Regions from separate parts of the Mus musculus genome. Here regions 2 and 3 are each linked to region 1. The links are chromatin loops, found by intact Hi-C in ENCODE. Cell type or tissue: heart. All regions are shown on one strand.

The links. A loop is a pair of places that touch in the nucleus more often than their neighbours do. Peaks named below come from ENCODE experiments on the same cell type or tissue, not always from the same donor. Only the 100,000 strongest peaks of a DNase experiment are listed, where the experiment ranks them.
Region 2: a loop joins it to region 1, with 13 times the contacts of the local background. A loop is called at or near these places in 24 of 42 quality-filtered maps.
Region 3: a loop joins it to region 1, with 4 times the contacts of the local background. A loop is called at or near these places in 3 of 42 quality-filtered maps.

What each region holds. Positions count from the first base shown.
Region 1 is chr11:114,633,069-114,641,068 of GRCm38, reverse strand. No RefSeq gene overlaps it. Among named protein-coding and RNA genes, the nearest start is that of Gm31781, 11 kb to the right of the region's middle. In heart, a CTCF peak has its summit at 4,529 (motif pointing right); a DNase peak (open chromatin) is centred at 4,508; H3K4me3 peaks cover 1,700 bases; H3K27ac peaks cover 921 bases; H3K27me3 peaks cover 3,976 bases.
Region 2 is chr11:113,862,233-113,870,232 of GRCm38, reverse strand. Sdk2 (sidekick cell adhesion molecule 2) reads left to right here. Exons shown (of 45, transcript NM_172800.3): 9 at 313-507; 10 at 1,267-1,383; 11 at 2,161-2,328; 12 at 3,139-3,241. Among named protein-coding and RNA genes, the nearest start is that of Gm51930, 62 kb to the right of the region's middle. In heart, CTCF peaks have their summits at 4,439 (motif pointing left) and 6,629 (motif pointing right); a DNase peak (open chromatin) is centred at 4,382; H3K27ac peaks cover 354 bases.
Region 3 is chr11:114,278,899-114,286,898 of GRCm38, reverse strand. No RefSeq gene overlaps it. Among named protein-coding and RNA genes, the nearest start is that of Gm31318, 21 kb to the left of the region's middle. In heart, a CTCF peak has its summit at 3,486 (motif pointing right); no DNase peak of the experiment used is centred here; H3K27me3 peaks cover 1,291 bases.

The DNA.
Region 1 (8,000 bases):
GGGCAGGTGGGCATGGCCCACTTCTGGGGCCCCTTGCTCCTGCTGGGGTCTCCTCAGCTGACCCAGAAGCCTCCCAGCCTTTGAGGCCCGGGCTGAGGTATTTGGCATGGAAGTAGAATCGGCAGGGTATGCAGGCAGCAGGGTGTGCAGGCAGCAGGAGGAGCTTGGGGCTCCGCTGCCCCCAGCTGTCTTGATGGTCTTGCTAATGGGGAAGGAGATTTGTTTGTTCTTAAGAATCTGGCAGATTGAGGCAGGGAAAGAGGGTGGGCCAGGAGGTGGAAACGGACTCTGAATCAAGACAACTCAGGGAGAGGCTCAAGCCTGAAACCCAAGTGCAGAAAGACTGCTAGGTGTGTGTGTGTGTGCTCGTGCGTGGTGTGTGTATGTGTGTAGTGTGTGTGTGTGTGTGTGTGTGTGTGTGTGTGTGTGTGTGTGTAAACCGTGCCTAGGACCTGCAGAAATGGCTTAGTGGTTAAGAGAATTGTCTGTAACTCCAGTAGTTCCAGAGGATCAAAGGTCCTTTTTTGGCCTTCAAGGACACAGGCCTGCACATGATGTACAGATGAAGGCAAAACACTCATGTATGTGTGTGTGTGTGTGTGTGTGTGTGTGTGTGTGTGTATATGTATATGTATATGTATATATATATATATATATATATATATATATATATATAGTCAACCCCCAAGTCAACCAAACCAAAACCTGCCTTCCCTCTTTTCTCCCTGGCCTAGGGCAGCAGGTGGCTCAGTTACCTGTTGCTAAATAAATACCAGGGAGGTGCAGAGAGCCCAGGCACTCTTAGCCTCAAGCCTGGAGAATGTTCTGGATAACAGCTCCAGCACCACACCCTTTCCTACTGAAGCTCCAGTTATTTGGAGAAAGTTCCTTGCCATTCCACCTCTGTCTGGCTTGAAGCTGGGTAACAGCTCTGGGGTTGTCTAGGGGCGCTCAGCTGCCAGCTGCCGAAGAAGGGCCCACACTGAGCCCACACTGTGCCGTGTACAATAGTGGCTTTGCAGCTCTGCTCAAGTCTGGACCCCAGCCCTGCTGCGCAACCACCCAGGCTATAGAGGATGAGGGACAGGGCTGCCCCTCTGCGGAACTGGGTAATTGGAGACAAGCCTCAGGGCGTCCCGGCCGCGCTGCCACAAGGTAGCGCTCACCACGCTACTGGCTTTGAAGGGGGCTTCAAAGAGTTTCCAGGAAAAGCAAGCTGGACTCTGTCAGCTCTGTGAACGGAGGTGGGGGGTGGGGCTTCCCCAGGTGGTAGGCAAGAGTCAGAACATCAAAGTCGCATGAACCCCTGACCTGCGGCCGGCCGCTAGAGGGGCTGCGGGACATTTGCTATTAAAGGGGATCCAGGGTGGGCCGCGGCGGGGCCAGTGGAGCAAGCAGCTGGGCTCCCGGTTCTCTGTCTACAGCAGGCACTCCGGGCCCGATACACATAACTTTGTCTTCTGCTCCCTCTTCTACACAGTCAAGTCAGCGGGAGGTGGCAGATCGATTGCCAGTGTGGCCCTGTCCTGAAAACCATAATAGAGAAGAGACGATGTCTCAGAGAGTGAAGGGTTCAGGAGGCAGGAGAAAAGACTGGCTGGTGTCTGCGCTTTTTCAAACTTCAGACAATTAAATTAGACAAGGAGAGTGAAGACCCAGCCAGGGGACCCTGTCTTCCTGACCCTGTCATAGTCTTAGGCAAAAACCAAAAAACCCAAAAAACAAAAACAACAACAACAACAACAACAAAAACCCAAAAACCAAAAAAAAAAAAAAAAAAAAAAACCAAACCCAGCCTGCTCTTGTGTGCTTTCCCCATGGCCCAGGAGGTCTGGCTCCTTGACAGTTTCTAGGTCCCCCGAGTGACTACAACACACTCCAGGTTTTCCTAATTTATCAAATGTGAAGGGGAGCGAGATGGTCATAGGTCAATTCCACTGAGGGATTTATTATTTATTTGTGAGACAGAGAGCGTCCTTGTTGTCAAGGCTGCCCTGGAATCAATCCACCCTGTAGCCTAGGATGGCCTTGAACTACCTCTAGTCTTCCTGCCTTCGCCTCACCCATGCTGAAATTATAGGCCTGAGGTACCATGCTCGCAAGATTTCTCTGCTTATTTAGACATTATCCGAATGGGCTAGGAGTTTAAAAAATCTCCCCGCTAGGCAACCCCAGTGGCTGAGCTGAAGGCTGCAAGCTTGCTTGCTGCAAATGCCACTCTGGGAAGCCACCTGGAGTCCCCACCAGCTTGTGCCCCTCCCAGCGCCGCCAGAAAATAACCACCGCTAAGTTGGCCTGCAATATCAGAAGTGGATTTTGTCTCTCTCCTAGAGGCCTGAGGTCTGAGATTCAGCTGTCAGCAGGTCTGAGCTTCCTGATGGGGCTGGGGGGTGGGGGTGGGGGGATAGTGAGGGGGGTGTGGGTGGGGTGGGGACCCTTCCTTGATTCTCTGAGCTTTTGGTGGCCCTGGCTTGTTGCTCAGTTCTCTGCCTCCAGGAAAACATGGCCACCTTCCCTCCCGCTGCCCTGATATAAGGACTGTGGCTGGATCTAGTGCCACACTGACTCGAGACGAGCTCCTCTTGCCCCATATCCACAGAACACCCACAAACTCTCCTCTCAAATGGGAGTTCATCTGAGGATCTGAGTGAACATGCATTTTGGGGGACACAGTCACCTGCTCCCTTCTACATCTTTCCTCTCTTCCTGGTCACATACCCTCTCTCCGTTGGGAAACTATCCCTCCCCCAGTCCACATGAGGCAGGTGGGCTGGTAATTGTAGTGGGTTTTCTCCTGTCCCCCTGGCCACAGGGTAAGACGTGTAACCTCTCTGAACAATCACATGTGTCGTCCCAGGCTGTAGGAGTGGCTCTGAGGGGAATGGGGTCTGAGCTGGCCAGGCAGACTCACCCTAGGGCTTTGGATATTTCCCAGGAGAGTTGAAGCAAAAGGGGACTGGGAGGTGGGGCGACATCACTCCAGTGAGCAGAGAGCCTTGAGGGATCTTGCTGTAGGGTCTCGCTGTAGGGTCTGTGGCCACCTCCCCTACTGCCTCAAGAAAGAAACTGGGGCTGGATGTAGTGGTGCATGCCTTTAATTCCAGCACAGAGGCAGGGAGATCTCTGTGAGTTCAAGGCCAGCCTAGTTTACATAGTGAGTTCCAGGACAGCCAAGGCTATATGGTGAGAGACCTTGACTTGAAACCGAACGAAACCAAAACCAAAATTAACAAGAAAGCAAGCTGGTAGTTGGGGTGTAGGAAGAGGTCATCTGTGGTCATTGCAGTGGGCAGATAGGAGCAGAAGGATGGGAGGGGGCGGGGAACCTGAAGAGCCATGAAGGGAAATCCAACGTGTGCTTGTGTTTCTTGCCTCAGAGGCCAGGTCTGGCTAACCATCTAGGGAATGATGAGCGCCCATCAGTGGGCGTGTATGAGGAGGGCTGGGGTGTCCAGCCATGGGGAACATTCTTCGAAGAGTTTCCACTCTGGGTAGGTACTGTACTAGATTAATGTCTCCAATAAGCACACACCAGGCCCCTCCTGTGTGCTGGGTCCCAGGGTTGTAGGGCTGTGTAGAGAAAAGACAATATTGAGGTAATGTAGGTCAGTTGGAGGCAAGGAGGCTCAAGAGGTGGACTTTGCTCCGGAGATGCTGGGCGGGAGGGTGGAAGGAAGCCCAATGCAGCGAGGGAGGCAGCTCCTCACGCTTACACAGCAGGTGCTTGGAAGCATTTGTTGAATAAATGAATTTAGATTATTTTATGGTTCACTTGCTTATGTCTGCCAGTGACTCACGCTGTGCACATCCTTCCTTTTGTGCAGCCTTCCCCAGCACACAGATACACAGGCACACACGTACACACATACACACGAGCACGCACACACACGTACACGCGCGTGCGCGCGCGCACGCACACACACACGCACACGCACACGCACACGCACACGCACACACACACGCACACGCACACACACACACACGCACACGCACTGTACACTGTTGATTGCCCAGTGCTTTGCCTGGCACCTGGAGCGCTGAGTAAGCAGCTGTGGTCCACATGCCTGCAAGGCTGTCAGATGGATGATTGGCAGCTGGTGGGGAAAACAGCCTTGCTCACTTTACTGTCTGCTTCCCCCCCCCCCCCCGCCCCCTCGGTGGTGCTGAGCTGGAAGCGCTGCGTGGCTTCTGGCACATGGGCTTAAACTCAGCACCTAATGACTCACTTTGTGGATTATCCACGGCCTGTTTCATTTATGACATCTCTCTTTTCAACGGTAAGCTTCTGGGATACATTTAGCAAGAACCAGGCATACGTGACCATTTTAACAGGGGTTCGTGACTCTCATAGTACTTGGGGAGCCTGGGGGCTTTTCAGAAGGGGGAGGGATGAAAACATCAAAGAGAAGCATGAGGTGGGGGCTGGGGCTGGGGTTTCTTTGCTGTTTAGAAAGTCCTGAGGCATGGGAGGGGTCAGCTCTTGCAGCCACGGACCCTATTCTTGGAAGGCAAGTCGTTGCTGCAGGTCCCACATTCAGCCACTAGATGTCAGTGTTTCTTAACAGACGGAGCTGGGGATGGCCTCTTGCAAGGGAAGTTCTAACTGGTGGTAAGTGCCTGCGGGGTGAGTGTGGATGCCACTGTCTATTTAAGAGTTTCCGTATATTTTATGTAGTGAGTCGTCTGAGGATCCCTGGAGTTCAGAACCACATTACCTCCATCCAGTCCAACTGCAGACAACTGTGTGTGTGTGTGTGTGTGTGTGTGTGTGTGTGTACGTGACATTGTCAGCAAGGAGAGGGTGGAGCTGGGCAATCAGGCTTTAGGAGCCTTTTTGCTTCCTGGCTGAGAGAAAGGAAAGACAATGTCAGATGTGGAGGGAGGGGAGAGGAGAAAGACAGCCAAAAGCTGGGGAGAACCCACCTCACATAGCATCACAGCATGGGCCACATCGACACCCTGGAACACTTCCGTGTGCCCCAAGCTTCACTCCTGGTAGAGCTTTGTGTGTTCCAGAGGCTCCCAGAAAATGTACCAAATGGAGGTTGTAGAGATGGAGGCAGAAGAGGGACATTGGAGTAAGAAGAATGATGGAGGCCCCCAGTATACTCATCAGAGGATGAGGAACAGAGCCCAATCCCCACCCCACACCCCAACACTTACTTTCCTCCCGGCTCTTCAGTGCAAGAGTTAGGAATCTTCAAATGTAAGGCAGGGATTGGCTCTTGAGCCCCCAAGGGCAGTCCTAGAAATGTCTCCACTCAGGGTGGTGACGGCTACGGGCCCCTATTGCAGTACGGTGGCCGGAGATCACAAGCTTCAGGCTTTACACAGAGATAAGAGAGGTTATCTGCTGCCTCCCCTGGTTGCTTCCCCACAGAGTCTCAAGTTCCGTCATTAGAGACTGTGATTTATTTAGGTCAGGCCCTGGCTCCCCCTAGGAATTTTACATAGTTTCTTGCATGTAATAGACTGTTCAGTAAATATTTGTCAACCAAAGACTCCATTAAAATAAAATACCCTGAGGATGGGTAAACCATTTTCCTTTGCTAACACTTCGCTGTGAATTAGCTGATCACTCTAACTAGTGTCCTAACGAGGTTTCTGAGGGCCGGTAGTTCCAATGGGAAGTTCTCAGGCAGGGAGAGAGGCCTAGTCTGGGCAAATGTCTAGGGGGGAGATGGGACCTGATGGGGAGCAAGGGCAGCTGTGCTGAAGGTCAACACAAGGACATTGGAGTGCTTGCTGCCGGTGACGAGGATAGCTCTTCCCTCTGGAGACTCTCAAGTGATTTCCCTGGGAGAGAGTCTAAGTCCTCTCCAAGGATGGGTATGGAACTGCTTTCTGCTCTGGGCAACTCTCGACACCCCAGTCCCAGGACCCTTGGATGCTTCAGCCTGACTGTTCCTTGAAACCTAATAGTGAGGTCACGTTAATTAAGCCACCAGCGTCACCTTTGCCCCAGCCCCAGCCCACATCTTTGCTAGGTTAATGCTGACGAGTTATTCACCTTGAACGGACCTACCACAGGGAGCCTGTGGTGAAGGGGAGATGGGACTGGCATCATTCTAACCTCCCCAGGGTGACCCAGCATCCACCCACACACATTTGGACCTTGTCTAATGAAAGCAAGAACAAATGCATGACTTCACCTATGTTCTAACTTTAACTCATCGCTGTAACAGAACACGACCAAAAGCCACGTTAGGAGTAAAGGGTTTATTTGGCTCCCAATTCCAGGTCACAATCCATCACTGAGGGAAGCCAAGGTGGGAACTCAGGACAGGATCCTGAAGGCAGGACTCACAGAGGAAAGCTGCTTGCTGGCTTGCTGACTTCCAAGCTCCTGCTTAACTGTCTTTCTCTACTTTAGTACTTCTTTCTTTCTTTCTTTCTTTCTTTCTTTCTTTCTTTCTTTCTTTCTTTCTTTCTTTCATCTATCTATCTATCTATCTATCTATCTATCTATCTATCTATCTATCTCTCCATGCATCCATGCATCCATCCACCCACCCACCCATCCACCCATCCATCTATCTACCTACCTATGAGACAGGGTTTCATTATGTAGCCCTTGGCTGGCCTGGAACTCACTATATAGATCAGCTTGCCTCAAACTCATAGAGATCCACCTGCCTCTGCTTCCCCAGTGCTGAGATTAAATGCTTTTTTCAATTATTCCCGGCACTCGCTGGCTCTCTTACACAGCCCAGGACCACCTACATAGAGAATGGTGCTGCCCACCATTCTAATTGATTAATTTTAACTAACTTCAGCATTAGTTAATAATCAAGACAAATCCCCACAGACATAATCCTGGAAATCCATCAGTTGAGACTCCCTTCTCAGGTGACTCTAGGCCGTGTTTACAGTTAAAGGTAATTAGAAGTGTTGGGCAGTTTTATGTCAACTTGACAGAGGCTAAAGTCATTGGAAGGAGGGAGCCTCAATTGAGAAAATGCCTCCTTAAGATCAGGCTACAGAAAAGCCTGCAGGACATTTTCTCAATAAGTGATCGATGTGGGAGGTCCCAGCCCACTGTGGGTGGTGCCATCCCCTAGGCTGGTGGTCCTGGGTTCTATAAGAAAGCAGCTGAGCAAGCCCCAGGGAGCAAGCCAGGAAGCCAAATAATCTCTTTTCTCTCCAAGTTTTGCTTTGGTCATGGTGTTTTATCACCGCAATCCTAACCCTAACGAAGACACTGGGACACTCTGTAAGAGAGACTTCATGTCTCCTAGCAGCCATTCCATTTACCTTTGAGTGACAGCCATGGCACTGAGGTTTCTGTGGCGTTGGGTACCTCCCAAGTTTATCTGCAGCCCTGTAGGAATTCTCTGTAACTCCAAGACCAAACTGGAAAATGAGCCAGTGCCAATAATCTTGGTATAAAGTGAAAAGGGAAAAGAGCCAGAAATTAGTTAACATATGGAAGTATAAATATGTATACATAAACCAGGAAGAGGGGAGTCAGAGGTTCTTTCCTGTGTATGTATGGTGTGTGTGTGCACATGCGTGCACATTCATGGGTGTGAATGTGGGCATGCCTATGGCATGATGTCCTGTGGAGATCAGAGGACAATGCTGGGTGCTGGTCCCTGCCATGCTTATGACGGGATTTCTATGCTGTTTGTACGCTATGCATGCCAAGCTCGCTGGTCCACAAGCTTTCGGGTTCTCTTTCATTTCCAGCCCTACTTCCCTGTAGGATTGCTGGGATTACACATTTGTGCTGTGCATCTGGCTTTTATGTGGTGATATGCATTTCAACTCAAGTCTCTGGGGTTTTTTGTTTGTTTGTTTGTTTGAGACAGGATTTCTCCTGCATCCCTGGCTGTCCTGGACATGGGCAGGCTAGTGGTTCATCGGAAATGATTCTGAACTTGTTGATCCCACACGTAGCAATGACCTCGCTTCTCCTCTGTAATAGAAGAGTACTTATTTTCTTTGTTTACCTAGTCTAAAGAGTCTAAAACGTCCAAGGTCAGTCTCGACCTCCAATT
Region 2 (8,000 bases), 770 kb after region 1:
GAACTCTCGATATAACTGAGGATAGTCTTATAGCCTTGACTTTTTTTTTTTTAAATCCAGTATCTCCCAAATACTGTATTACAAAGCGTGTGTTCAGCCATGCCTAGTCTATGCAGGAAATTGAGTCTAGGAGATTTCCACTTTCTGAAAAATCTCTATTCTATCCTAAATTTTTTGAGACTTTTAAAAGAGCATACTCTATAAAAACAATGCCTATGAGAGCATCCTAGAAAACAAGGCAGCCTAGGACCTCCTGCAGACTCTGGCCTGGGATGGGGCAAAATGGCTGACCATGGCCCTGGCCTTCCGCAGGGGTACCGCCTCCCTCCATCACCTGGTACAAGGACGCTGCGTTGGTGGAGGTGGGGAAGCTAACCCGCTTCAAGCAGCGCAGCGATGGCGGCCTGCAGATCAGCGGCCTGCTGCCCGACGACACCGGCATGCTCCAGTGCTTTGCCCACAATGCAGCTGGCGAGGCCCAGACCTCCACCTACCTGGCTGTCACCAGTAAGTGTCCTCCCCTGTGTTGTCTCTGAGTGAGCCTCCCCATGAGTCACAGCACCCCTCCACACTCACTGCTGGTAGGGTGGACTGACCTGCACTGGGGGGGGGGGGGCTTTGGGGGGGAGGCTGTCCCATGTGGCACCAGCTCCTCACACCCCCTCAGCACAGCATCTTGTCCACCCTGCTCACTCATGATCTTCTTCGTGGGTCCTGTGTCTGCTGACCTCGGGTCAGAGGAGTCACCCAGGGTTCCGGAGACCCAGCACAAAGGCAGCTATCAGCTGCTCGTTCTTGCACAAACTGGTGCATGTTCAATGGAGCTCAGGTTCCACTGAGTTTGTCACTGAGGGTGTGAGCTTCCCTCTGCATCCTCAGTTTCCCCTTAGTGGATGTCTGAGGTTCCAGAGGGCAGACCTCTCTTGACGGGTACCTGGGGACCTCTTATGAGCCTCCCTGCAGAAGGCCCTGTAACACCAGGGCCAGATGGTGGAGTGGAGGGAAATCTGTCTTTTCTGTGGGCTCTAAGATCTTAGCCCCTAAGCCGGGCATGGTGGCGCATGCCTTTAATCCTAGCACTTGGGAGGCAAAGGCAGGCGGATTTCTGAGTTCGAGGCCAGCCTGGTCTACAGAGTGAGTTCCAGGACGGCCAGGGCTATACAGAGAAACCCTGTCTTGAAAAAAAAACAAAAAACAAAAAAACTTAGCCCCTAGCTGGGGGTCTTCCTAGATATCGCTAATAGATCCCACTGCCTCCCCCTACAGGCATTGCCCCTAATATCACCAGAGGCCCCCTTGACAGCACGGTGATTGACGGCATGTCGGTGGTACTAGCATGTGAGACCTCAGGGGCACCACGGCCTGCTATCACTTGGCAAAAAGGTAGGCGGGATGGTCCTTCAGAGGGCGTAGTCACGTGAGAGTCTAGGAAAGCCTTCCACTCTAGGTTCAGGAGTGAGCAGGATTGAGCTCCCCACGTGCAGCTGTAAAGGCTAGACACTGTGCCGCCGCCCATCTTTCACAATCCACATTGCTCTGCTCTCTCTGTCTCTGTCTCTGTCTCTGTGTCTCCCAGGCCAGACCCAAGACCCCCTATGTCCCACTGTAAGAGGTCTATCTGTCCCAACCTGGTAGAATCTTTATCCATCTGCCTGTCTGTCTACCGATCTACCTGTGTATATCTCTCTCTGTGTCACGCCTCCCCTGCACTGCCCCGCCACACCCTATATCCATCCATCACCTCCTCAGCTTCCCTGAAGGTGACTCTCTCCAGAAGCATCCTGTCCTGTGCTGAGGTACCCCTCATCACCTTGTCAGCTTGTGTCCTGCCTCCTCTCCCCAGCCCAAGTGCATCTGCCCCCAGGCCATGGCTAGCTGGCTGCAAGCAGCCACAGCAGACAGATTGTGGCCTCATCGGGTGAAGGACAGACATGGCGGTGGGTGGAGGCATGGCAGAAAGGATGATAGAAAGGGTACTGCTGCCCTGTGAGCCTGTGAGCCCCAGCCTGTCACCAAGTCCCAGCTCAGCCTGTCACTTAACACTTAACTCATTTAACATGTCCAGAGATGGGTGGGCGGCTGAGACCTTCCAATGCTGGAGCATTTAGGGCCAGCATCAAGGTTTCATCTGATAACCCATAAAACCCTATGTCACCTCAGGGGAGCGCATCTTGGCCAGTGGCTCTGTCCAGCTGCCTCGATTCACACTGCTGGAATCTGGCAGCCTGCTCATTAGCCCAACCCACATCTCGGACGCCGGCACCTACACTTGTTTGGCCACCAACTCTCGGGGAGTAGACGAGGCGTCAGCAGACCTGGTGGTGTGGGGTGAGTGACCATCCGTAGGGGTGGGTCGCCAGCATCTGTACTCCCATACTGTGTTGCTGACACAACCAAGGCTCTTCCTGTCACAGGGATGATGACAAATTAACTCAGAAGCCAGGAACCAGGAGGAGGTGGCCCTGCCAGCAAGGCCACTGGATGGAGAGGTCATGCCATGCTCAGCTGAGTCCAGAGAACTATAAAAAAGCTGTCTTATGTATTTTAGGGCAGAATCAACACAGGGCCAGAGAGTAAATATTTTTGGCTCTGCGGGCTAGACAGTGTCCATCAGGGTCCCTCTCCTACCCTTGTGCTGCTGAGAAAGCAGCCAAGACATTAGTGGCATGGTGGTGAGGCCCATTGAGGTGAGCTTGTCTGTTCAGTATGCCACCCACCATTATCAGCCTGGAGAGAAGCCAGCAGATCTCTCAAGCCTTTTCCACTTGAGGTGTGCACCCCAGACATGCAGGTTTATGGACATACCTCTCCAGGCTGAGCCCTAGGGCCTCGAGTGAGTAGTTGCCTGTCACCAGGAAGCTGGCCTGGTGGCTCTGGTCACTCTCAGTTTGCAATTTTCATTCTTTCTATGGCACCGAGTCCACACCGTGTTTGTGGCTTCAGAGAATCACAGTGTCCCTGGGACAGTTTGTCCTTTCCACTCTCCTGGGACTTTTTTGTGACATAAACCTGTCAACATATGAGGTCATCGCTCAACATCTCCCAGCATCCAGATGTGCAGCTCCAGCGTGTCCCTCCCCCGCCAACTATGGTGTCAGCCCAACCTCCCTGTTCACTAAACATATCCCTGTCTTACAGCCCGGACACGCATCACTAAGCCACCCCAGGACCAGAGTGTCATCAAGGGCACCCAGGCCTCCATGGTGTGTGGAGTGACCCACGATCCCAGAGTGACTGTCAGGTACTCCATGCAAAGTGGGAAGGGACGCTTATAAGACAGGATGGCAGCATCGGGGAGTTGATGCCGTCTGTAAGGCCTCACCTGGGGGGCTATGTCCAGAGCTGGATACAGGGCGAGATGGAGAAGAGGCTTGGTGCCTAAGGACCATGCTGTGTGAACCGTGTTGATGCAGAGTCCTGAGGCAGGAGATGGTAGACAGAGAAATAGAGCAAGGAGGAGGACTCAGGGGTGGGGGGATGACTCAGAGCTAAGAACACCTATGTGTTAACCACGAGGACCCGAGTTCAAATCCCCATATTCCAAAGCAGGGCACAGCTGCATAAATACCTCTAACCCTAGCTGTGTGGAGAGGCAGAGACAGGAGGGATGGAGCTTGCCCCAGACTTCTGAGGTTCAATGAGAGACACTGTCTACGAGTACGGAAAGAAATTACAGACAGGACGCCTGGCATCCTCCTCTGGCCTCACACGCTTAGCACGCAGATATGCACTTCACCATACACATATTGTGCACATATACTAGACAGGAAGAAAAGGGGCAGCAAGAGAGGAGGGAGACGAAGAGGGAAGGGAAAAGGGTGTTTAGGATAAAGAGGTAGAAGACCCCTGCCGCGTGCTCCCCACTTTTTAAACCCCCTAACTAACCTCGTGTGAATGAATTAGTTTAAGCTCCTATTGTAAGGTCTTCAGGTCTTATTTTAATATTCATAGTGGAGCTGTCTGGGCAAGAAGACACAGAGGTGATCACGGGGCTAAGACAGGACAGGGGATGACCCCGTCAGAGGGCATGTAAAGGAAAAGCTTAAACAGAAGTTACCTCCTGCCCCTGTGGGAAAGCCAGGACCAAGAGCTCAGTGTGGGTCTAAAGCAAGTGTCTCGCCTGGGCGTCTGTGGACCAAAGCTCCACAGACCCAACCTCAAACAAGGACGCCCAGGGTACTCCCAAACCATAAGAAGATCTGGGAGCCGCAAGACGGAGGGGTGTGTTGTGTCCCTTTGTGCTCTCCGGAGAGCTCCAGAGGCTGGGAGTCAGCATAACTGCTCCTTCAGAAGATTCCAGCATGTTGCTGTCTAGCTAATGAGTAGTAACACTGTCCCACAATTGCCACAGAGGCCAAGAGGCCACGAGGGGCGGGCACTCCTGCCTCCAGCAGACATGGCCTCCCTAAGCCTCACAGTGGTGTCCTGGGGCGCCACCTGGTGGTCACTAGACAGAGGACAGTCTGCCAATCAGTATAATAGAGTTCTGAGGAACCAGGATTGCAGGACTCCAGGCCTGCCCAGGCTGAGAAACGCTTCATGAAGTGTTCAACATTGACCTTTGGGGCGTTGTAACATGCCAGCAGGGACAAACATGAGCCCTGAAATCACACAGAGGTAGTCAGAATGTTGGCAGACTGACTTCAGGATCCTGGCTTTATCAGATTTTTCTCTAAAAGAAAAAAAAAAAAATTAATAGAGCAATTGTGAAAGTGCCCTCAGAGAGAAGCCATCCCCTGAGTCACAGTCTCGATGACATACTAGTGTCCTTTCTCTAGTTCTCAACTATGTTCTGCTAGTTGAAAAACTCCCAAATAGCCACTATGTTATGTCAGCAGCTGTTTCCATTGCTTGTGTGTATGCGTGCATTTGTGTGCCTGCATGTACATATGTATACATGTATGTGCATATGTGCATGCATGTGTGTATGTGCATATGTGTGTACAGGTGTGTGCATGTGTGTGTACATGTGTGTGTGTGCGTGTGTGTGTGTGTGTGTGTGTGTGTGTGTGTGTGTGCACACGCACAGGCAAGAGGCAGACATCAAGTATCTCTTCTCTATCAATCACCAAGAGTCTCTCACTGAACCTGGAGCTCACAGATTTGCCCAAGGCCAGCCCTTTGTCTCTGCTCCCAGCCTGCACTCCTTGGGCAGTGGCAGCCCCTGCTGCCATCTGCAGCCTCAAGATTACATAGGGGTAGGGGACACAATGCTCAGTATTTTTAAAGCCGCCCAGTGGTTCTGATATTCTCCCAGAAACAGGATATTCTAACTACAAAGTACAACGGGGTCCCCTGAGCAGACTAGAAAGGGAGAAGCCAACGGCTCACATTTAAGTATTGGACGCTCAAATCCCAAGCAATGTGCTGTCAAGACAAAGCCAGGCCCCAGGGGTGAGGCCCAGACAGCTGCAGGCTGCCCGCCATTCTCAAAGAATCTATTTGGTATCTGGATCCAAATCTAGACAGGACACGAACAATCCACTTTGAGACATTATTAATATTAATAAATACTTTTTATACTTTTACCATGTAATGAATTTATTACATTGCAAGAGGAAAATTCAGATCAAGAAAAAAAAGACTAGCAGAAAAACCCATGTACAGTTAACCATTCCCCTTAATTTGACACCATCAGTAATGATATTTGAGTTCCATTAAAGAAGCCAGACACACTCTAGTCTCTAATCCTTTTCCCTTGCGGACCTACTGTGCCCCCTGTGCCATGTCAATAAATATGTTTGCATCAACTCAATTACTGGATTGCTTAGAGTCCACTGTCTGAGGGAAACAGTTTACCAGTTCACAGTGACTGCATTCTTTTCATTATTATTTCTAAATTTTTGCTAATATGAGAAATCTCATTACAAGTATCCTGGTAATCAAATTCTGTACACATCTCTGATTTGCTAAAGATTGGCTGATGTTATCTGGAGCCAAAAGGGTTCCTGAAAATAATGCCAAGAATGTGATATGGGTAGAGGGGTGTGTGTGTATGTGTGTGCGTGCTCTCACGCGCGCACGCCTGGCTTTTTTAGATAGGCTCTTATTATGTAGCCCAAGGTGGGTTGAAACTTGTAGCCACTCTCCTGCCCCAGCTTCCCAAGTGATAACATTACAGACATGAGCCACCAAGTCTGGCTACGTATATATTTTTGTTTACTTTTGAAAGAAACCACTCAAGCCAGGAATGATAGCACACACCTTTAATCCCAGCACTCAGGAGGCAGACGCAAACAGATCTCTGTGAGTCTGGAGCCAGCCTGAACTACATAGCAAGTTCCAGGCCATCCAGAGCTACATACTGAGACCCTGTCAAGAAAAGGGGGGTGGGGAGGGAAGCAAACACCCAAGTGTCTTTCAGAGGCATGGTACACATCTTGGAAGAGGGGATATTGCCCTGGCAGGCACTGAGTGATGTTGGACATTCTATTAGTTGTGGTATAGTTCTTGTTGCTGTTCTGAAGTAGTTTGTTTGTGTGTGTGTGTGTGTGTGTGTGTGTGTGTGTGTGTGTGTGTGTGTGTGTGTGTGTGTTTGTTTGTTTTTAATTATGTGCATCTGAGGCTAGGGCAAGGGTTATGCGCCTGTAAGTGCAGTACCCATGGAGTCCACCAGAGGGCGTCAGATCCTTTGAAGCCAGAGTTGCAGGCAATTGTGAGCTTCCTGTCTTGCTTGGTGCTAGATCCCGAGCTCCAGCCTTCTGCAATAGCAGAATATGCTCTAGAATAGAGTCCTTCCATCCTATCCGCTGCGCTAATCTGCATTTCTCTGTGGCCTAGGAGGCAAACATCTCATTTCTGTTTCCCTCTGCATGTGCCTACATTGGGGAGGTATCCGACAAGGACTTCAGCCCGGTTTTTAATCAGGCTGTTTGTTTTCTTAGGGTTGAGTTTTAAGAAGTCTCTGTATATTTTGGATAACAGCGCCTTATCAGATATTTGTCATGCAAACATCTTCTTCCGGCCCGTGGCTTCTCTTTTTATTCTCTTGGAAGTATCTGTGGAAGAGTAGAAAATTTTAATTTTGACAAAGTCTGTCTTATCCACGCCTCTCCAACAGGGATCAGGCCTTCAGTGTGGTATCTGGAGTCAGCACTGAAGGCCAGGCCTTCTAGATTTCCCACTACCTCCTGGCAGCTGGGGGATTCTGCACTGTGCCTTTAGGTTTGTAACCAACTTTGAAATAAAGATTTGTAACTACAACTATGCCTGGAGCAATGATGTCCAGTGGCTTCAGAATCATTGTTGAGAGGACCATCTCTTGGTTTTTATGCTCATGGTGGTGGTGGTGGTGATGATGATGATAATGATGAGGAGGATGGTGATGCTGATGATGCTGATGATGCTGATAATGCTGAATGCTAGGAGGGACTTTTTTGTTTTGTTTTGTTTTGCTTTGCTTTGTTTTATTGTGTGGGCTTGCACACACGTGGAAGTCAGAGGACAACCCCGGAGGAATCAGTCCTCTCTTTCCAGCACGTGGGTCCTTGAGTCATCTGCTGGCCAGCAAGCACCTTTTACCCGCCGAGCCATCTCACCAGCTCTGGTTTTGTGTCATTGAGTCACTGTAGAAACCTGGTTTCATAACGCAGAGGTCAACAAACCGTTTCTATAGAGGGCCAGGAGAAGATGGCTTGGGCTTTGAGAGCCACGTGACCTTTGGCATCGCTGCTCAACTGTATCTGTAGACAGCACATCCACAAATGGTCATGTCCATGTTACAGCAGAACTTTACAGAGGGGCTGGAGACGAGGCTCAGTGGCTGCCGCTCTTCCAGAGGACACGAGTTGATTCCCTGCACCCATGTGGCAACTCACGACTCTAACTCCAGTCCTAGAGAAATCCGTGCCCTCTTCTATCCTCGCCAAACACAAGACACACACTCATGCACGCACGCAGTATACATACATATCATGCAAGCCCACACTCAGACACACAAAATAAAGATAACAAGTCTTGAATTTTAAACAGTTTAGGTATGCAAGCATGTAATGGGCCAA
Region 3 (8,000 bases), 350 kb after region 1:
GCTGGTGAATCCCAGAATCTACCCCTGTCTATTCTACACCTCCACTCTGGGATTACAGACATGAGCCGCTGCACCTGGCTTTTATGTAGGATTCTGAGGATTTGAACTCAGGCCCTTGAGCTTGCACCAGCTCTCTACCCACTGAGCCATGCGCCCCAGCTTGCAGGTCAGCATTCTTGAGTAACCAAAGAGAGAATGCTGGGATACAGTTACTAGGCACAGGGGATGGCCAGCTTTGGGGGTCCTGCTCACACCCCCAGCCTCACTGCCCTCCAGCAGGGAATCCCATAACCATCTCATCCCCACATCTGTGAGTCCTGAGATCTCCCATAGGAAAGCTCATATCCAGTTCTACATTCAGGGCAGTGCTGGGATCTCTGTGTCTAACAAGTCCTAGGTCACACTGATGCCGTGGGTGTGTGGATCACTTTCAAGGAGTTACCAAGGAGACAGAGCAAGGAGCCTAATCCTGAGAGACTGGTCTTTGCAGTGACCTATGGGGTCAAGTCCTCCAATCTTGTTTTGTTTTTGTTTTTGTTTTTGTTTTACCTGCTGTGTGACCTCCAGCACAGTTGTTCTGTTAACCTTGCTGAGACTCAGTTTCTCACTTATCAAATGTCGATAAAAACATAGTCAGGAGATGGCAGAGAAGACCTTAGTTAAACACATTGAGCTCAGTGCCTTGGATGCACTGACCCCACAGGGATGAGAAGACATGGATTCTATCAAGTAACTCACCATGCGGAGACCTTAACCCGACTAAGGGAGCAGATCTGGGATGGCGGGGGGGGGGGGGGGTGGGGTGGGTGCGGTTCTCCAAGAAACTGCCTTAGGAGGCCACCTTGTTCTGGAAGATGATCTCCCAAGGCAGAGAGCATGCCCTCTGTGTAGCTGGACTCTCAGGTCCAGGAGGGACAGAGCCCAATTGCAAATCAGAGGGACATGGAACAGATATGGTCTCTCTATACACATCTGTTGTAGAACAAAGCCAGGTTCAAAGTTAAGGCACCAGAAAGGGCTGGGCATAGAAGGAGAGGGATAGGGGGGTGGGGGGAGATGAAAAGACTCCCCACCTACCCCCAACCTCTACTTATATACAGATTCCCCAGAACTAATAAAAGGCCCAAGCCCATTTAATGGCACTTGACTTGGAGTGTGTGTATGTATACATGGACATATATGCACTTCACGTGTCCCTGAGCAGATTCCATGAGCTAGCCTGGGAAATGGACACGGGTGGGGAAAGGAGCCAGACACGCCCACCTGGAGACAGGTCAGTGGGTTTAACCAGAGCTGTGGCCAGTGATGGCTCTCCGAGGAGCAGGATTTCTCAGCTGGGCTCTGCTGACATTTTGGGAAGACTATTTGTGCTGTGGAGGCTGTCCTGTGTTGTGGAGACGTTTCGAGCCTCCCCAGCCTGTACCCACGGGGTGCCAAGAGAACCCTCCCACCCTCGTCGTGACAATCAGAACATGTCTTCAGACATTGCCAAATGTTCTTTGGGGACAAAGCCACCCTCGGTGACAACCATTCCATAGATCCTGTCTTGGGACCATAATGCAAGACACTGGGTTGGGGCAAGCCTGTGAATGGAGTACCCAGGCCACCAGCCCAGCGTCCTCTCTGCCAGCTGCAGGAGGCTCTGGCTGGTAGCTCTTCCAATGCCTTTTCCAGTGCTTAGTGTTCAGTCTGTTAGATCCTGGCTTCCGGTCCTCTCCAGGCTCCTGCCTAGAGAGGGGAATTAGGTTCCAAATGCAGCAACCCATCCCTCCCCAATCCACTCTCCTCACTCCCAAGCTTCATATCTCTATAAAGGGGGCCCTACTGGAGTTCGGGGGGGGGGAACCATCTTTGGAAAGGGCAGGGCTGGAGTTGGCACCGGGAGTCCTGATGGAGAAGCCAGGGGGTGCGGAGGCTGAGTGGGGGAAGAGAATGTTATCACAGAAACCTGATTTTTCTACACACTCTATCAGCTCCCCATCTGCTCCTTGATTAAACGTATTGCCGCGCTCCCTCCCCACGTGCCCGCTGCCAGGACGTCTCTGGAGCCCTGATTACATCTGTGGAGAGAGCCTCAAACCTCACAGATGAGCGAGCCTATCGATCAGCCTGGCAGCTGACGTGTGTTTCAAAATGTAGAGGCGGATGGGCAGTTTAACTGCCAGGCCGAAGGGTAGAGAGGGCTCTTACCCTTAAAGGAAAGGCCTCCATCTTCCCCGTCACCATCACCGCAGCAACAAGCCCAGGATGGTGCTCAGTCTAATAACCCCATGCAACTCTGAGACTCTGAGACCTTAGGTGACACCCCTCCCTCCCCTCACTCAGTTTCCCTCTCCTTAGCAGGAGGACATGACAGCTGAGTTGGTGGATACAGAGTGAGTGACCTTCAGAGTCAACAGACTATAGCCCTGTCACTGACTCACAACCTGCCAGTCCTGTGTCCTGTGAGCCAGCAGCCTGGGTGTCTCCCTGGAGCTTGTTACACATGCAGGCTCTCAGGCCCAGCCGGGGCCAGGCCTAGGCTGGATGCATCGGGAACTACCCTTTAACAAGCTCCCCCGGTACCTCACGGACACGTTACAGCCAGCGCGCCGAGCACGCCGACAGCTCCGTTCATTTAGCTACTTCAGAGGTGAACATGTAAAAGAAATCTCTCAAAGGGAATAACTCACCACCTTCCCTGGCCTCAGAAAACTTTTCACAGAGATTTTTTTTTCTTCCTGCCCAGGAACTTTAACCCTGAGAAGCAGGCAGCTTTGAAATCCTGGTGGTTTGAGCCTCGAGATGAAAATCCTCATTCCATCAGTCCCTCAACGAGCCTAGGGATGAAAAAGAAAAGCTCGTCCTGCCCCAAGAAAAGGCCTCTCTTGGGGGATAGGCAGACCCCTCTTCCGTTCCTTGAAAAGATGCCCGTCCACGGTAAGGGTTTCAAGCAGCTAGATTTCTCCTTGCTGGAGTTTGGCCAGAGTCTCGCAAGCTCCATCCTTCTCTTGGGACTCTCTGTATGAGTGGCCAGTGGTGGCTCTAACACATTTCCAGAAGTTCGGTGGCTTGAAACAACGGGGCTCGTCATTCTTTCACTGGTCTGAAAGCCAGAAGACTGAACTTGAGGTGTGACCAGGGTCCCCCTCCCTTTGGAGGCTCCAGAGGGGACTCATCCTTGCCTATACCTGTTTACAGCGGCTGCACCTCTCCTCTCTGCCCAGGGCCACAGAGCCTCTGCTCCTCTGACATGTTAGAGATCCAGCCTCCCTCCTCTTTCTTTTTATGCTCCTTAGGCGGCATCCCAGTGATCTCGATTAAGCTCACCTCACAGTTCTTGGTTACATCAAAAAAAAAAAAAATATATATATATCTTTTCCCATAGAGTCCAGGTGTGAGCCACATAATCACGAGTCACAGAAACTTGTGCCTACCTTTAGGGGGTTACCTACCACAGTCTCCAGTGGAATCCTAGGTATTACAGCTTGGATGGGCAGTGTCCCCATCACCACCAGTTGGTGGCGCCATTGAGAGGTAAGTGAATTATGGAGGGTATTTAACCTCAAGGATGGATTAATCCATGGATGGGCTCACAGAAGAACTGTTGGGGCGGGGGGGGGGGGGGGGCAGGGGATGTAGGCCCCTGGAGGTGTGAATGTGAAGGTGTATTTTAGTTGGGCTTCGCTCCTATCTGCCTTAGTTGACAAGGAAGCCACCAAGAGTGTTTGAACCAGATGCATAGGAGGGGAAGTGACCTCCCTTCTGAGAGAGCCCTGTGCAAGGGGTGATGGCCTGCAATGAATGTTTCAGGAGAGAAGCAGCCTTGATAGTATACCTGAAGTGTGGGGGTGGGGGTGGGAGGTGTGGGAGGAGGGAGGAGGTGTGGGGTGTTTCGGCCAGAGGGAAGAGTGTGAGAAACTCCGAGCCTCTGTGTACGTTATCCTGGAGTTATGGAGTGTGAGAGATGAACCAGAGACCCCAGCAGCTCCACAGAGCAAAACTCCTCCCTCCTCTCATCAGAGAGTGAAAGTCTGTAGCCTGTGGGTCATGGAGGCAACACAACACTGCCTTCTTTGAGAGAGCAGCCTGTTTGGCTTTGTGCTGGGGGCAGATCGCCCCGGTGCCTGGGCAGGGTAGGTTGGATGAGGTTGGACTGGAGCCTGGACCATCACATAGGCATCTGGTGAGACAATCCAGGCAGCAGATGATCAGGGCCAGCCCACACTGGTACTCGTCTGGCCTGATGGATGACACTTGAGCCAACAAGTGAGTTAGCCATCAGTTAAGCCAATCTCAGCCCCCAGCCCCCCCCCGCCCCCCCCCGGCAGAGACAGACTCTAAGGGCAGTGGCCATGGTCCCCTGGTATCCTTGGGCAATGCCTACTCCAGTCCTTTAAACTGAGAAGGTATCCCTATTCTTCCTAGCACCTCAGCTTCCCCATTGCCTTCGTAGGGAGGGTGAGGGCGCTGTCCCCAAGATCACCCAGTGGAGATTTTTGCTTAAGCAGCTCCCAAATGTTAAACTGACTAATTTCTGTGGAGATTTTTCTTTAAGCCAGCCTGACACCGGCTTTAAATCAATTTGAAATCCTTTGTCTACAGATCCACGTGGAGAGGGTCCTTGGAGAATGGGTACCAATTACCCTCATCTGTCAGCGAGGACAAGGTGGCTGAGATGGGCTGCAGCCAGGACTGGGAGGAGCAGGTTCATACGTGTGGAAGGTGTTCAGAGCTCAAGGCTACGTACTACAAAAGGCACAAAGCTAGGGGCACGCGATGGTCATTAGGCTACACTAACGGGTGGGGAAGGTCTGGCCCCCAGTTGGTGGTGCTATTGAGAGGAACCTCTAAACAGGAAGACTCCGGTGGGAAAGCTGATTGGCTGGGCTGTTCAGCCACGCCCAGTGTTCAGAAGACTAGGGCAGGAAGGTCAAGTGTTAAAGGTCATCTTTGATACATAGTGTGCTTGAGTTCGGTTTGGGCTCATGAAACACCATCTTAATTAAAGAGGGGATGGGAACTGAGGAAGATGGAAGGAAAGGGAAGGCTAAGGGGTTGGCTCAGGCCCGGGGATACTGAGGTTCACACCAAGTTCAAAGACTTTGCTTGGCCTTTATTCTCAGGTTACTCCATCCCTTAAATAGCTGAAGTTGGGAAGAAGGGAAGACCAGGGCGAGGTCTGGAAGGGGTGTCTGTGACGGTGGGTGCAGGGAAGGTCAAGGGGACTCATTAGCGGCCTTCACAGCCTGCTTTGGAGCTCAAGATCAACGAGAGTATTTATGAATGAAATCAATCCTGCCCCCGACGCAGGGAGACAAGCCAAATTTCCCGGCTCCATCTTCCTGTCCAAATGGCCCTCTTCCCCTTCAGCATATTGCTTTGTAATAGAGCCCATCCTTGCCATCCTTCCTCCCCAGGGGAGGTTTCCAATTTATCTGCCCTAAGTGGAGAACGTGGGTGAGTTGCTAATAGGGCACCAGCCCAGCCCGCCCGCAGAGAAACTGGGCAGGGGTTAGAGGGAGGAGCTTCAAGGACAGAGAGCAGACTTTGCCCCGTGGGCAGGGTTGTGAGTGACAGCCTTGAACCCACTGCCAGTCCAACAAACGGACACCTTCTCATCCGGCAGCCTGATGCTGCCATGTGACCCAGCCTATCCAGTCCCAACAGCCAATCCTAATAGCCAGAGTCTAGTCAGGTGACCAGGATTGGCCAATCGTTACATTCTGGTTTTGACTTTGGCGTGTGTACACTGAGAAGCTGTGGGGGTAGGTTAGTCTTCTGTTTCAGTGGCCCGTGGAGGCAATGGTCCAGCAATTGTGGTGTTAGAAGTGCCATGTCTCAGACAGATTCTGATGCCCAGCTTCTAGAAACCACTTGCTCTCAACTTCCCACCTGTTTCCCATCCTCACATTAATAGTTTGTGTTCCAATATCCTTCCAGAACATTCCCTCAATGTGAGCCTCTGTTATTGGCAACCAGAACCCTGATAGAGTTAAGAAATTAGTCAGAATCAGGAAGACATAGAAGACACATACTTGTGCCGAGGGTAAGGTGAAGCATCCTCCTCCTGCGTGAGAACGGGACTGTGAGATGAGAACCCCAGGGCTTTTCCACAGCGGTGATGCCTTCCGGGACAGTGAATGGCGGCTAGCTGACTCCTTCGCACCGAGTCAGCTGGAAGCATTTCTGCCCAGATCTTTCTGAGGTCCCAACGCTGCCAGGATCTAGGAGGGAGAAGCTGAGGGCCCAGCCCGTGCCTGCACTATTTCAGAAGGACACAAAGATGAAGACTCCCTCCTCACTCTAGAGCTGAGGCAGAAGTGGCTCTTAGAGATTGATGGAGCTGCCCCTGGAGCAGTGGCAGGGTGGGGCGGACTCCATGTCTGGCTACCACTGCCAGCACGATTCACCAAATGAATCTTTGTAATTCTCTCTAGAGGTTGAGGTTCTTGCTTTCAGGCTTTGGGGATGGGGAGGGGAGATGTGAAATGGGCATATGAGCCACTCAGGGAAATCTAGGGAGTGCATGGCAAAATGTATACCCAAGCCTCTGTCTCCAGAACACTGAGATCTGCAGAAAAACTTCAGTCAAGGGGATGGGTGAGTGGAAGGTAACTTCAGAGCCTTGAGTGGAATCGAAGGGACTGAACTGCACGTCTAGGCCCATAGGACAGCCTCTCTGCAGCCAGGAATCCAGTTTTCTGTTGGGTTTTCCACTAGTGTAGCTAGTGGTTCATTGCATCTTAATTTGGCAGTGGTGGCAGCTGCATGCATATATATGTGTATGTGTGTATATATATATATATATATAGAGAGAGAGAGAGAGAGAGAGAGAGAGAGAGAGTCTCTGAAGTACTACTTGGTACATAGCTGCTATGGGTGGCTCTGAGCTAATGAACAGGGAAGACCCTGGAAACTGTGAACTCTAGACAACTGATACCCAGAGGATGTGACCCTGAGGCTCAGCCCCAAGCCCTCCTCTTGGCCTGCATCAGGAGCATAGTGAATCCAGATGGTCTTCAGGCCTGGGTCTGGGACCTTTGTTCTGAGTGTTAGGGTAGAAAGAGGAGTCTGTGAGCATCTAGGAGCCAGATGGATATGGCAGCCAGATGAGAAATGCCCTCCTTGTTTCTTAGAATGTAGAAAAAGTAGCCTGCCACTCTTTCATACCCAGGGGTGACTGGAGGTTGTTGCTATGGGCTCTGCAGTCCTAGAATCCTGTTTCCGTGGGCCTGATCTTATTGCTAGATTGGTGGCATGTCCACCATCCTACTATGCGGTCTGTGTAAGGGATAGCTGCCCCTCCCCTAGCCATCACAGCACACACCCAGACACCACATTCTCAGCACAAAGAAGATACAGTACCCCAGAGGGGCAAGCAGTAGAGGAGGCTGCAAAGGCAGACAGACAGAAGACAGACAGCAACAGCGGCAGGTGTTTTGTTTTGCTTTTTGCATTTTGTTTTTAGTTTTTTTGAGGGAGTGAGTTTGTAAGGAGAAGAGGGGAGAGTCTGTGCCAGGGTAAGTTGGTAAACCCTGATAAGACATGTTAGCCAAATAATGAATTTTGATTGTTGGAGCTCTGTGATTTGCCTCAGGAATGAGTCAGTGGTCAAATGAGGGAATGGATCTTGAGGGCTGCCTTTAGGAATGTGATCTAACAGTTTTTAACAACGGAGAGGGAAAGGGGGGAAAAGGCAAAACCAGTTGGCGCCATGTCTGCCATGCTTCAGCCTGTTGGAGAGCCCCCCCCCCCCCCGTCTGTGTCCTGGGCCATGTGACAGTCAAGCACCTTCATCGTTCCTGGAAAATGAAGAGGGGGGATTTTCTCCCAGCCCCCCACTCCCATGCCTTTAAGTTTTGGAGGGATGTTGTTACGTCCTGGTTAGCAGTCCTCAGCCAGCCCAAGAATATCGATGCTCATTGGTCACTCTGTGTGACACAGGCAGGACCCTGTCTCCCTTCTGTCTTATCTCCTCACCTTGTCCAAAGCCCCCATGTCATCTTTAAAGCAAAGCA